Regions from separate parts of the Homo sapiens genome. Here region 2 is linked to region 1. The links are chromatin contacts, found by Hi-C in ENCODE. All regions are on one chromosome and are shown on one strand. The core of a region is the stretch at or near the end of the contact, and the rest is flanking DNA. Distances in the headings are between cores, read along the strand shown.

The links. A loop is a pair of places that touch in the nucleus more often than their neighbours do. Pooled maps may share reads with other maps.
Region 2: a loop to region 1 is called in a pooled map, with 8 times the contacts of the local background. The contact joins the enhancer-like site here to the promoter of ITPRIP in region 1. A Hi-C loop is called at or near these places in 2 of 37 single-sample maps with no recorded cell type and 3 of 50 pooled maps.

What each region holds. Positions count from the first base shown.
Region 1 is chr10:104,335,533-104,342,134 of GRCh38, reverse strand. It overlaps ITPRIP (inositol 1,4,5-trisphosphate receptor interacting protein), which reads left to right and starts at 3,670. Exons shown (of 2, transcript NM_001272013.2): 1 at 3,670-3,889. It also overlaps a transcript of CFAP58 not described here. RefSeq lists enhancers at 1,750-2,044, 4,793-4,992 and a cis regulatory region at 1,108-2,527.
Region 2 is chr10:106,929,126-106,935,727 of GRCh38, reverse strand. All of the region lies in intron 2 of SORCS1 (sortilin related VPS10 domain containing receptor 1), which reads left to right. Among named protein-coding and RNA genes, the nearest start is that of SORCS1, 230 kb to the left of the region's middle. Within about 2 kb of position 4,212, at least 3 of the 41 ENCODE cell types and tissues checked have a DNase peak (open chromatin) inside an H3K27ac peak, as active enhancers do.

The DNA of each region.
Region 1 (6,602 bases), core at 2,421-4,920:
CAGCCCTGAAACTATCAAGGCACTGACCCAAAATAGCCACCTATATACAAGCTTCTGATGTGAGAAAAACAAATCCTTATTTGTTTAAGCCTTTTATAGTCTTAGACACTATAAAAATTACAGTCTGGTATTCCGTTACTTGCAGCCAAACATATTCCTAATTTATAATTTTTAAAAAGAATAGGGGTGAAGGAGGACATTCATATCTTGCACTGACTTTAGAAGATTTCTAGTATTTCCCCATTAAGCATAACACTGGTTTGGGGGCTGAACTTTACCCTTTGTTTTTACCATGTTACAGAGGGTTTGTTTATATGTCGATGCCAAATTTTATCTGATGGCTTTTCAGCATATATGGTGATGATCTTTCCATTTTTCTCTTTTGATCTATTAATGATGTAATATTCTTTGGTGTGCTGCTGGAATTCTATTTGTTAATATATTATTTTAAATTTCTGAAATAATTTATATATTTATAAACAATAATATATTACTTTTCTTTCCCCTTTTCAATGAGCTATTTTTATTAGATTTTTGACTGATATATTACCAACTGCCTAAATAAAAAAGAATTTCAATCATTGAGGTTTTTTATATGTAAATGACTAAACTTTTTATTTCTACATATTATAGCTGTACTTTTTCAAATTTACCTGTTCTTTTTTCATAGTCCTATGTCCTATCATTTTATCTCTGTATTTTGACCATAACTATTTGATACTCTTTTTCAAATTGTTCTATTGTCTCAGATACTTAAGGGGCTAATTTTCCTGTTTATTACATTTACCAGTTCACACCCTCATGTGGTTCATTTCCTAGTCTGGTTTTTAATTTTTTATTATAAGCTTAATGATTATTAATAATTCTTAATTTTAAGAAATTAAAATAATATAAAGAATATTTTAATTTCTTATCATGAAACATTTTAATTTCTTATTGTAACTTCAATGGGAGTTGTTTATTCTGCTAGGGACCAGGATAAACAACCGAATTTTACGTTTGCTTCTGACAGGGCCAAGGGGATTCACCACTTTGAAACAGGTTTTTTGTGTTTTTTCTTGACATTAGGATTCCCTCAGCACGTGGGTAGTATAAATTGGGAGCTCACACCTATGCATAGTATAGGCAGGCTAGGGGTTTTCATTTCTATAGAAGACATTTTAAAATTCATCCAGGGCCGGGATAAACCACAAGTTTCCTTCCCGCGACCCTGAGCCAATGGGGAGAGGGCTTTTTTCTATCCTCCTCTTACTAAAGGGCAGCCTTTCCAGGGTTCCAGCCTTAGGCAGAGATCTCAAGTCCAGATCCCTGTCTTTATAGAACTCAAGGCCTGAATAGATACTAACCCCAATCCCTGAGTGGGTACTCACCCCTGGTCCTTAGTCATTTGGGCTTATATTCATGTCATGCTTTTGAGTTCCCTTGACCTATCTCACACCTGGAGACCCCCTTTCTTCCCTTCCGTTGTTGATATATTTTATTCAGCCTTTCACTGTTCGAAGCAGGAGTTCCCTGACTTCTTGACTCCTCAAGTTCCCATAACTTGAATCTTTGTACTTTCCTATCTTTTAAAAAACATTTCTCGAGTTAGCACAGTGTTCTGTAGAAACGACAGGAGGGGTGTCCAATCCAGACATGAGGGTTCCAGGAAGACTTCCTGAAGGAGTAACTGCCTGTTCTGAGACAGGAAGACTGAGCATACAATTAGTCGGGCAAAATAACATGCATGTGCACTGGGGTGACAGTTTGGAGGAGGAGGTGGGGTGGCTGTGGCAGGCAGAAAGTAGAGTACATATGAATATCCAAGGGGAGAGAAAAAGCATATCATGCAAACAGCATATCAAAGAGCATATCACGTTCTGGGAAGCACAGGTTCCAAGAACTGCAAGGAGTTTTGTGTGGGACACAGAGTGAGATATGAGGCTGGTGAGATAAGCAGAGGCCAGTTCATGAACGACTTACAAGCCAGGTAGAAGGGTGGACCTTAGAACAGACAGGAACCAATCAGAACACAGAAGGTGAAATCATCAGGTTAAAAGCAAAACAAATATAATAAATATTCCTTATATAAATATACATGGCTGGTTAGAAATTGCTGAAACAACTTTGCAGACGGGATGACAATCCCAGAGGGCATTCAAGCACTAACCTTGGCATTCCAGCACAACGCTGAACTCTTAGCCCAAGGATGACAAAGCTCAGCCCAGCGCTCTTACTTCACAGAAATTTCCCCCACCTGCTTTGCGGAGGGTGTGAGTAACCCACCGGACCAACTTCTAGACATTTTGGAAATACAGCTCTTTCAAGACCGTTTCCCCAGATCGCCCCCACCACCTCCAACACACATACTGGCCCCCAAAATTCTGCCATAACCTCTTACGTAAGGAAAGAATTTGAGCAGCAGTAGAAACTTGAAAACAAAAGTACCCTGGGCCAAGGGCCAGGGAGTCTATTTTTAGAACATTTTCTCATTGCCTGTTTATCTTTCAGACTCAGCCAAAAAGTCTTCCAGGCGAGTGTTAAAGGAAAAGACGAAAAAAAGGTGATCTAAGACCAAATAGCAGTAGCAATGGTGATCATTTTGGACACTGTGTTCCAATTTCCCCAATGTGCCTTCACTGGCATTTGGTGCCCCCAAAGCCGCTTAATGGAGAATTCATTCAAACCCTGCTCTGCCTTTTGTACTGATGGTAGGATTTGGGCAGGTCAAAGGGAAGACAATAGAAGTTATGGATTTCATAAACTATTAAGCTCGACCAGAACGCTGCTGCTGCTCCTCCAGGCCTCAGTTCTCTCGTTTCTAACATAGGGGTAGTAACACTTGATCTACCGTCACAACAGTAACCAGAAACTACCGCGCCTGTCCCGTACAGTATCCGGTCACTGTTCTCCTTTGTGCCCGGTTAATCCCGGAGAAAAGCAACCATGCATTTGATTATCATAAAAGTCGGGCGCGGTGGCTCACGCCTGTAATCCCAGGCGCTTCGGAAGGCCGAGAAGGGAGTTCGAGACCAGCCTGACCAACATGGAGAAACACCTTCTCTACTAAAAATACAAAATTAGCCGGGCGTGGTGGCACATGCCTGTAATCCCAGCTACTCGGGAGGCTGAGGCAGGAGAATCGCTCGAACCCGGGAGGCGGAGGTTGCGGTGAGCCGAGATAGCGCCACCATTGCACTCCAGCCTGGGCAACAAGAGCGAAACTCCTTCTCAAAAAAAAAAAAAAACGGTAGTAAGCTATTTTAATCCTTTCAAGCTGCAAAAGAGAAAAAGGCTGGCGTTTTGTCTAGAGTTATATTTTCCTCCAAGAGACTAAATAGGTGGCCCCAGGAATTCCGCCACTTGTAAAACGCGCCGCAGAAAACTCTCCCCGACTGGTAAGGACTTAACCCCTTCCGCTCCGCGGCTTAGGACGACTTTTAAGGGCGTCCTCCCCGCGCCCCTGTCCACTCGCTCCAGTTTACTCCACTGGCCTGATTCCGTCTCTCCCAGTCACTCTCCAGTTCTGCCGTGCCGGGGAAGTTTCTGGGGGCTCACTGGGAAGGTCTTCCCGGCGGATCCTGGGCCCAACCACCGAAACCCACACGGTCCTCCTTAAGGAGCTTCCGGGGCCGCGGGTAGAGGCGGGTGTTTTGTTCTTATAAGGAGGAAAAAGTTTTTGTGACATCCAGGAAATGAGTAACTCTGAAGTTCAGTAGAGCCGGCCGCTGCAGGCCAGAAGGTGGGAGCCAGCGGGGGCATCGCCGCCCGCGCCCCTCTAAGTGCCGGGCCGCAAGCTCCACCGCAGCCGCCTGCAAGCAGCGGCGCCTCGGCCCTCGACCTGCGCGCAAAGCCTGTGCTGGAGCCGTCCTCCCGCGGCGGGGACCGGGACCGGGGACCCAAGCCAATCGTAAGTCCCAGGGCAGCCTAGTGTGCTGAAGGAAGAAGGGCGCGATGGAGAGCGCGAGCTCGGAGGAGCTGTGTCGGAGATGGCTGCCGACAGAGGGGGCGCAGGAGGGTGTGGGGAGCGCGGGCGCCTGCTCCTCCCGGGTGGGGGCTGACTTTGGAGACCCCCTTCCCTTAAAGCGCGCGTGCCCAGGCGGGCGTATTGTCTCCTCGCGGTCCCGCATCCTGTTCCCGCCGCGTCGGGGGATGCGTCCCGGGCGCTCGCTCCAGCCAGGGCTGCGGGCAGCTCCTCCTCGAGGCGCGCGCAGCCTCGGAGCCCAGAGCGGGACCACATTTTTGTTCCTAGTGGCCAGGTGACCCGTTACTTCTCACATCTGAGCAGAGCGCTACCGAAGAAAGAAAAGCCGGTTCGCCCTGCTCATTTGCTGCCCCCTTTTCCCCTTCCCCTTCCCTCCCTTCCTGTAAGGGAGGAATAGGCGTGAAGTTTTTTTTTCTCGGTTCATGGTAGTGAAGTTATGGGGCTGCTTCAGGCCGGATAAAATCCCCGCCGCTTCCTCTTTCGGGACTATTAGTGGGCCAGACCTCACGCTGTGCAGACTTGCTCTTGGGCTGCAAATAACTCTCTGCCCCTTCACCCCTAACCCCACCCTCAACCCCATCCCTGTGACTTTGCCATTCTGGCCGCCTGGTGAAGACTCCCGGGGCGGGACTCCCCATCCAAAACGCTTTCTCTTAAAAAAAGAAAAAGAAAAAGAAAAAAAAAGCCACCGACCAGGAAGGTAAAATATTTTACGGAACCAGGCAGGGGCCTCATTTTGCCTTTTGCCCCTCTGCTGGTATGAGAAAAGCACCCTTTCACAACTAGTAGAGTACCAGATACTGGTCTCATTTCACAAACAGTAGAGTACCAGATATTGGTCGCAATCTGGACTCTGGTCTTTTGGATCTAAATCGGGGTCGCGGTCTATTTTCTTGTTCTTTTTTTGGATATGACCCAGTGCTCTTGCCTTTTACAAACCGAGTCTATCTGACTGCCAGCTAAAGTTCATCTGTGGTTGGTGCAGTTTTAGGCCCAGGTGAGCCCTGAAAATAGAGTATCAGAAAAGTGGATTACTGTCTTTCCTCCTTACGAAAACAGAATAGGCTGTGTTTTTGAGTCCTCCCTCCAGCCCTCGTGCCTAAGTGGCTTTCATTGTTTGCTAATTCCCTGTATGTTGCGGCTGCTCTGGGCCATTCTGCCTTCGGATTTTCTCCACTTGTGGGTAACCATGAAGTAGTTATACTGACTCTCTGCTCTCCCTGGGTGCATTCTTCTCATGCTCAGTAAATCTACATTTTACGTAAGATAAAGTAAGCATGTGAAATTATAGCTATCTGTTTGGCAACAAAAGGAATGCAGTTTTGTTTTCGGTTTTGTTTTTTGCATGACTGAGTTCCCAAGCTTAACTTTTCCCTTTGGCATCCTGAGCTTGGGGTCCTAAGGTTGTATTTTCCTTTCACAGCTATCAGCAGAGACAGGTAGCCATCAACAGTTAGGAAAGAGTCTGGGCTGGGTGGCTGCCTGTCTTCCCAGAGCTTTGGGAGGCTGAGGTGGGAGGATTGCTTGAACCCAGGAGTTCCAGGCTTAGAGCTGGGATCACTTGGTTGGGATCACTTGGTTGGAGCTAGGATCGTGCCACTGCACTCCATCCGGGTGACAGAGTTCAGACCCTGTCTTTAACCTACCCCCCAATGCCCCGCTGCCCCCCCCCCCCCAAAAAAAAATAACTGGGCAGGAGAAGGTGCTTTCAGAGTCCAAGACTCAGGTTCCATGTTTCGAGTTGAGAGTCTGCCCCAGTAGGGTTGAGGTGGCACGGCAGCCTGTGGGGCTTTAATGGAGAATCTGCTTGGAAGGGGTGGGTGCTCCAAGTGTTCTGGGAGCTGAGAAGCAGGACTTTATTATGGATGACACCAGGCCATCCTGGACCCTTCTCTCATCCAGTCTTGCTGGGGAGGGGTACAGAGCCAGGAGGATGCTGAGAACTGTTCATGATAACCTCCAGGGCTGCTGCTAGCCTATTCAGTCCTTCGCATGAATTAGAATAAGGTGCTCTGTCTTGGCAAGAGGATGGGGCTTGATGCCTCTTAGAAATACTGGCCTTACTTGAGTGGACATAGCCAAGCCATATAGCTGGATAAGTGGCATGTGAGCTGGATTTATCCTCACCCCTCAGCCAGGTGCCTTAAGCAGTACACTGCCTGGTCCACCATTCACACAGCAGCCCTGATAAACAACCACTATTGAGGGCTTAACATTCGCCAGGCTTTTTTTTTTTTTCCCCAAAAGTACTTAGCCTGTATTAACTCATTTAATCCTCACAGTAGCCGTATGAGTTAGGTATTGTTAACTCCATTTTACAGATGAGGAAACTGAGGCACAGGGATGTTAAGTGTTCCAGAGCCTGGAAGGTGAGTCTTAATCACTGGGCATTCATAGACCAAGAAGCAACTTAAGCTTAAAAAGCTAGTTTAATTGGGAACCCTCGTGGGAAAGGGGGAAGAACAGTTGCCTTTTTCTTTCTCTGTCAAAGGAGGAAATACCCATTCTCAGTCCAGGTGGAGGAAGGAGGGGAAATTCATCTGGCAGGAGGCAGAGGAGGAAAGAAAAGAGGCAAGCCGGGCCTTGATGGCTGATGGGGAGCCTGGCCCAAGAATCAAGTGACTTTCCTTAATCTCTG
Region 2 (6,602 bases), core at 2,963-5,462, 2.6 Mb before region 1:
TGATCTTGGGCAAATTGTTTTATTTCATAGAATCTTGGTCTTCTCATTTTTAAGAAAAAGAATTTGTACTAGACAGACTGATTTTCAACCTAGCTCTAACATTCTACATTTCTAATAATTGCTGCCCCAAATATTTGCCTTGTTTACAGCAGGTATCCTTGCATATTTTGGAATGCTAATGATAAAACATTGCTGTTCCTATTTCTTCTAGGAATTTTTTTTAAAAAATGTATCCATTATAACTCATTATTGGTTGACTGCAGGTAGACCCAGACAGGTCAACCCACTATCATTTTGCAGGTAGGAAGCCAGGTATTTTGTGACTACTAAATTAGAGGACTTAAAATGGTAAATATTAGAATATTATCTCCACCAAGTTTCCATATCTCTTTGGACATTTATTTCTATATTCTATATTAGGGATAATAATAATTTGATCAATTAGGTTACAGTGAAGAGTAAATATTTTAAGGACCCTCTAGGCACATTCTAAGAGGTAGAAACATAACTGAAACTCAGCTCTTCTGATTGTAAAAGCTAACTGGGAAAAGAGCTAACTATAAAATACCTAAATGCTTCTGAGTCTCAGTTTCCTCATTTGTAAGTGGGTATTCCAAAAATTATTTTCTTTTCTTTTTTTTATTTGTAAGTATTTTTTTAATTTCAGTAGTTTTTGGGGTACTCGTGGTTTTTGATTACATGGATGAATTGTATAGTGATGAAGTCTGAGATTTTAGTGTACCCATCACCTGAGTAGTGTATATTGTGCCCAATATGTCATTTTTTATTCCTCACTTCCCCTTCCGCCCTCCCTTTTCTGAGTTTCCAGTGTCCATTATGTCACTCTGTATGCCTTTATGTACCCATAGCTTAGCTCCTGCTTATTAAATGAGAACATATGGTAATTGGTTTTCCATTCCCGAGTTACTTCACTGAAAATAATGGCTTCCAGCAACATCCAAGTTGCTGCAAAGGACATTATTTTGTTCTTTTTTATGGCTGAGTAGTATTCTATGATGTACATATACCACATTTTCTTTATACACTCAATCGTTGATGGGCATGTAGGTTGGTTTCATATCTTTGCAATTGTGAATTGTGATACCTAGTAGTGGGTTCCTGGATTGAATGGTAGATCTACTTTTAGTTCTTTAAAAAATCTCCATACTGGCCGGGTGCAGTGGCTCATGCCTGTAATCCCAGCACTTTGGGAGGCCAAGGCGGGTGGATCACGAGGGCAGGAGATCCAGACTGTCCTGGCTAACACGGTGAAATCCCATCTCCACTAAAAATACAAAAAAAAATTAGCCGGGTGTGGTGGTGGCGCCTGTAGTCCCAACTACACAGGAGGCTGAGGCAGGAGAATGACGTGAACCCCGGAGACCGAGCTCGCAGTGATCTGAGATCGCACCACTGCACTCCAGCCTGGGTGACAGTGCGCGACTCCATCTAAAAAAAAGAAATAAATAAAATAAAAAATAAAAAATCTCCATACTGTTTTCCCAAGAGGCTGTACTAATTTACATTCCCATAAGCAGTGTATAAACGTTTCCTTTTCACCACATCCACGCCAATGTCTATTATATTTTCACTTTTGAAATTTTCTTTCTTTTTTTTTTTTTTTTTTGTTTTTTGAGATGGAGTCTCACTCTGTTGCCCAGGCTGGAGTGCAGTGGTGTGATCTCGACTCACTGCAACCTCCGCCTCCTGGGTTCAAGTGATTCTTCTGCCTCATCCTCCCAAGTAGCTGGGATTACAGGCATGCATCACCATGCTCAGCTAATTTTTGTATTTTTAGTAGAGATGGGGTTTCGCCATGTTGGCCAGGCTGGTCTTGAACTCCTGACCTCAGGTGATCCATCTGCCTTGGCCTCCCAAAGTACTAGGATTACAAGTATGAGCCACTGCGCCCAGCCAAAAATGTTTTTCATAGTTGAAGTTGCTATTGATATCTGGTAAAGTTAATGATGCTCCGTGTGCTCTACAAGTTGTAGAGTCCTCTGTGGGTGTTAGCTATCCTTACTTGGGAGTTGGAGCAGGTAAAACTTGACCTTTGTGCTTTCCTCTGCCATAGCTGGGGGTGGGGGGGCATCCTGGATACAACTGTCTGTTCAGATATCATTGTGTTTCACTATTGGACTCCTTGAGAGTAAGTGTTTAGTTTGCAACTTCTTGGCCTTGTAGCACCAGAGTTACCACATAGTGGTACTCATTAACTAGTTGTTTAATAAATCAATGAATTAATAAATCATTGATTATATTTTAGCTACCATTCTATTGATCCTAAGCCTGGAAATATGCTAAATACATTTTATACTCAGTGGCTGTCAATCCTGCGAACATTAACATCTTCTGGGGGACATTTTAAAATAGTATATGTGTGGCCCCACCCAAGACCAATTGAATCAGAATCTCTAGGACTGAGCCCAGGACACAGGTAGTGTAAAAGCTACCCAGGTGATTTTAATCTGGAAAATACAGAGAATCGATGAACTTTGGCCCATTATTTTTCTGGGGTTTGCTTGACTGAGCTGCTCATTAGTGTTGCTGATACCTTATTTCTGGGCTTCCTAGTTTCAGTGAACATGTTCTCCCATCTTGCCATTTGTCATGGCTAAAATATTCTGCATTTACAAGGATGCAAATTCATCATCTACATGTAATCTCTTTTGCATTTAGACCTGAACACGATCGTGCTGTCCAGGTAAATCATAAACTTAGATCCCTTTGTGGTGTGAAAGAAATACAAATTAGGATGGGGAAAATTAATGTTGACAGAGATCACTGATATGCTTTAAATTGCAGAGGCCCGGGTCTCAGATTGGTTTCAGAATCACAGCTATTGATAATCATTCTATAACATTATAAAGTGAGGAGGCAGTGCCTGGAAAGTGGTTTGAATTGGAGTCTAATCCCCAGTTAAGCATTTAGCTTGCAACTGTGTTGGCACAAACCAGCTAAAATTTACCATTGCTGCGAGGGGAGTGCTCACCTTGAAGGTGCTTCTGATTCTACAGAAGGCAGAGCAGACAAGCTCATTTTGCATGTTTGTCAAGGGTGTCCTTAGAGCAAAACTTGGTCTGGATTTCTTGGAATTATGGTGCTTTGTTTCTCTTGGATAGTTAACATTTTCATTTTCCTGAGTCTTGCTAAGGTGTCATTTTGTCCAAGAAGCAAGCATAAGTTGAGCTGGAGACAGGCATACACACATGTGGTGGGAACTGGGGAGAAAGATCACTATCACTCTAAGGCAGCAAGGTATACCTTTTCTTTGTCACCAGTGACAAAGTTAAATAACAACTTAAGATTCCAGTAATAACACAGGTGACAGTAGTGCTGTGAGTTGCTTCAGGAAAGGGGGATTTGATGCCAAATGCATGGTATCAGGGGAGCAATCAGCAGCCAAATGTGAAGTTATTTTTACTCAAGACAATGCTTTCTACTTTGTTTTTTTAAAAATTTCAGGATATACTCAAATATATCAAAAAAATCATGTAATTCTCAAAAATAATAATATATTTGTAGACTATATTAATACTATAGTATGCTTCTACCAGTGTGTATGGAAGGGGATAAAAATTCACATAACATCAGTGCTTTGTAAATGGGGGATCAAATTGACTAATGATCTGCTTGACACCTTTCCCCATGAGAACATCCCCAGGGTATAACTGTCAACGTCCCCAAACCCTGTGCTTTCCTAAGCTTCCTGGAAGCATTCAAGTCTGTGAATATTACTGCTGTTATGGAAAAATTGGCTTTTGTTTTTCCCCATGAGATATTTTTCCTGTCTTACTAGCATGTATGACCAGCATTTGCAGTGCATTTATCTCCTATTACCCTTTTGTTTTTCTTTTTGCTCTTACCTTTGATTCCAGAAATGTTTTTAAAATAATGGATGATAGTTAATACACAGCATGGCAGGCAGGAAAAATGAACAGCAGTGAGTTCATTTTGATAGACTATGCTGTCTGCAGATAATTTACCAGGGCAGAGTGCTGACATACACAACCCTAAAAAAAGGACTTATCCCTGTTCTTAAACCAAAATCATTCTTGAAAGTTTCCATTATTCATAAGGCAACATCTCTGAAAACTGCAGGGGGCTTTCCCACGATGATGCCTCTGAGCTAGTGGCTCTCTGGTTCAGGAGTTACAAACGAGCAAACATCTGTATTTGTGCACTTGGGGAGATTGCCAGCTTTCAGAGGACTTTACACTGAAGGCCAGCATGGTGAAACAGTTTCCTGTCCTTATTACCAAGTATTTTCCCCACCCGCTTCCATGCTCTTCTCAGTGAGTTCTGACTTCTGAGATTCTGCTCTTGCAGTTGTTTTTGTAGCTCCATTGTGTTGACTTTATTTCATCACTTTTCTGTCCTACTGCTACTGTAAACCCCTTGATGGTAGGACCACGTTTCTTTGTATGTACTGGTTTACTGGAGTGTACATTAAGTAGGCTTATCAACATTGAATTAGTTAATTAACAGCCAAAAAAGTATTTCTGGAGCTCGCTACATAGGATTTAAGTACAAATGCCTCTCAAGTATTTTTGGTCCCTGAGAGTCTTCTAGGAGAAGAAGGGTAGGGCAAGGATTTTTATGAGTCTTCTTAAAATTAGGAAGGAAATTAGACAACCAGTGTATATTTTTCCAGGATTCAACTCCACAGCATGTGGTTTTTCCAGAATCACACGGCTATAATTTGTGGTAATTGGTGGGGATTATAAAACCACAGTTATCAGCATTAATACATTTCATAGCCAGTTCCACCACAGTTGTATCTTAGGAAATTCTGATTGCAAAACTCCCCTGAGATCTGCTGAAATTACCTTTTCTTTGAAGGGCAGATTCCCCATGTCTTGATTGAGAAGGCTTTGAGCAGATGTGGTTTCAGAAGGAGTTAGTGGGGAAGCATTAGAACACTAGGTTCCCTGGACTTTTGAAGAAGTTTCACCTAGAAGCCTTATCTGACTAACCATATTATTAAAAAAAGAAAAAGTTCTGACTCCTAAGAACCATCATATCTTTCCAAATTCTGAAGAAAAAAACCAAAACAAAGCAAGATGAAACAGAATGCACCTGATTCAAGCATGCGATGTTATAAAGCCCTCCTGTGTTGGTGTTGTGCCTGTGAGCTGGCTATTTTCTTGAATGTGAAGATAATAATTTATAATGAGATGCTCAGATACATAAATACACACATGAACATACAATGCCAGCTTCCGTGTATCCCAGTAGCAAAATGAAGCAAGGAGAGCTGAGGGTTCTGCAAATAATTTGTATTCAATATACAGCAGCCCTGCCACTTATTTTGCAGGGTAGCTGATGACTGTTTACCCTAAGCATAAGCATAATGAGTCTGTTAGGAGTGACCTTTCCTGGTGATTTTGTAACCAATCTGTCTTAACCTTTTAATTCATTTTTGTTTTTTTGTTTTTTTTTTTTAGAGACAGAGTCTCGCTCTGTCGCCCAGGCTGGGGTGCAGTGGCACGATCTCGGCTCACTGCAAGCTCCGCTTCCCGGGTTCACGCCATTCTTCTGCCTCAGCCTCCCAAGTAGCTGGGACTGCAGGCGCTCAGCACCACACCCGGCTAATTTTTGTACTTTTTTTAGTAGAGACGGTTGGTATTTTTTTAGTAGGGATGATTTAATATGTCTCATCACCGTGTTAGCCAGGATGGTCTCAATCTCCTGACCTTGTGATCCACCCTCCTCGGCCTCCCAAACTGCTGGGATTACAGGCATGCGCCACTGCGCCCGGCCATCATTAATTTTCTTAAGCAAAAGAGGTCCTCCCATCCATTCTCTGTTAGCAAGCATTCATTTTATGCCATATTCGAAATATTAGTTTAGGATTTTTAATGACCATACTCCATTTATTTTCATCTTTCTTGCTGGGATCTCAGCAACCAAGTGCTCTGATTAATACGTGTGTGTGTGTGTGTGTGTGTGTGCACGTGCACATGCCTGTGCCCTCACAATTGTGTGTGGTCATTTGTTTGTTATAGGAACCTTGCTGACTACTCCAAAATTCAGCCAGGAACAGCAGCTTAAGTTGACGAAGTTTGATTTCCCATAAACTCAGGCTACTAAAACAATGGAGGGAAAATGAACCAGAAAGCCTGCAATGTAGGCGTTTTTTGGTTGATCTGCTTTTCCAGAAGCTGATTAGCACTCTAATCTCTCTCAGTGTGGTTTCATTGTTAGAGACGGAAAAAGAAAAGAGACAGGGCTTTTCTTTTTATAAAAGGCCATGTTAGTAGGGAGGGAAAGTAAACATAAGCCACATCTCTGTAGATCTCAGTTTTCCCTAATGGGCCAATTCACATCTCTTTTTAATTCTGATACCCCAGGTCTTTTCCCTTCTTTCTTTCTTTCCTTTTGTGACTTGAATTTTTCTATTAACTGCCACAGGGATCCCACATAAAATGTATAGTGGAAAGAAGATAGAAAAAGGATGAGTAATGCACAATTTCTAAGGGTTTTAGAAATCATTTGTTCTGGGGAAAAATTCATTCTCTTCTGATCTAAAAGTATAATCCCCTTCTAAGTCTCTCCTCTAAGGCTAAGCCACCCTTGAACATGAAGCAGTTCTTAACTAC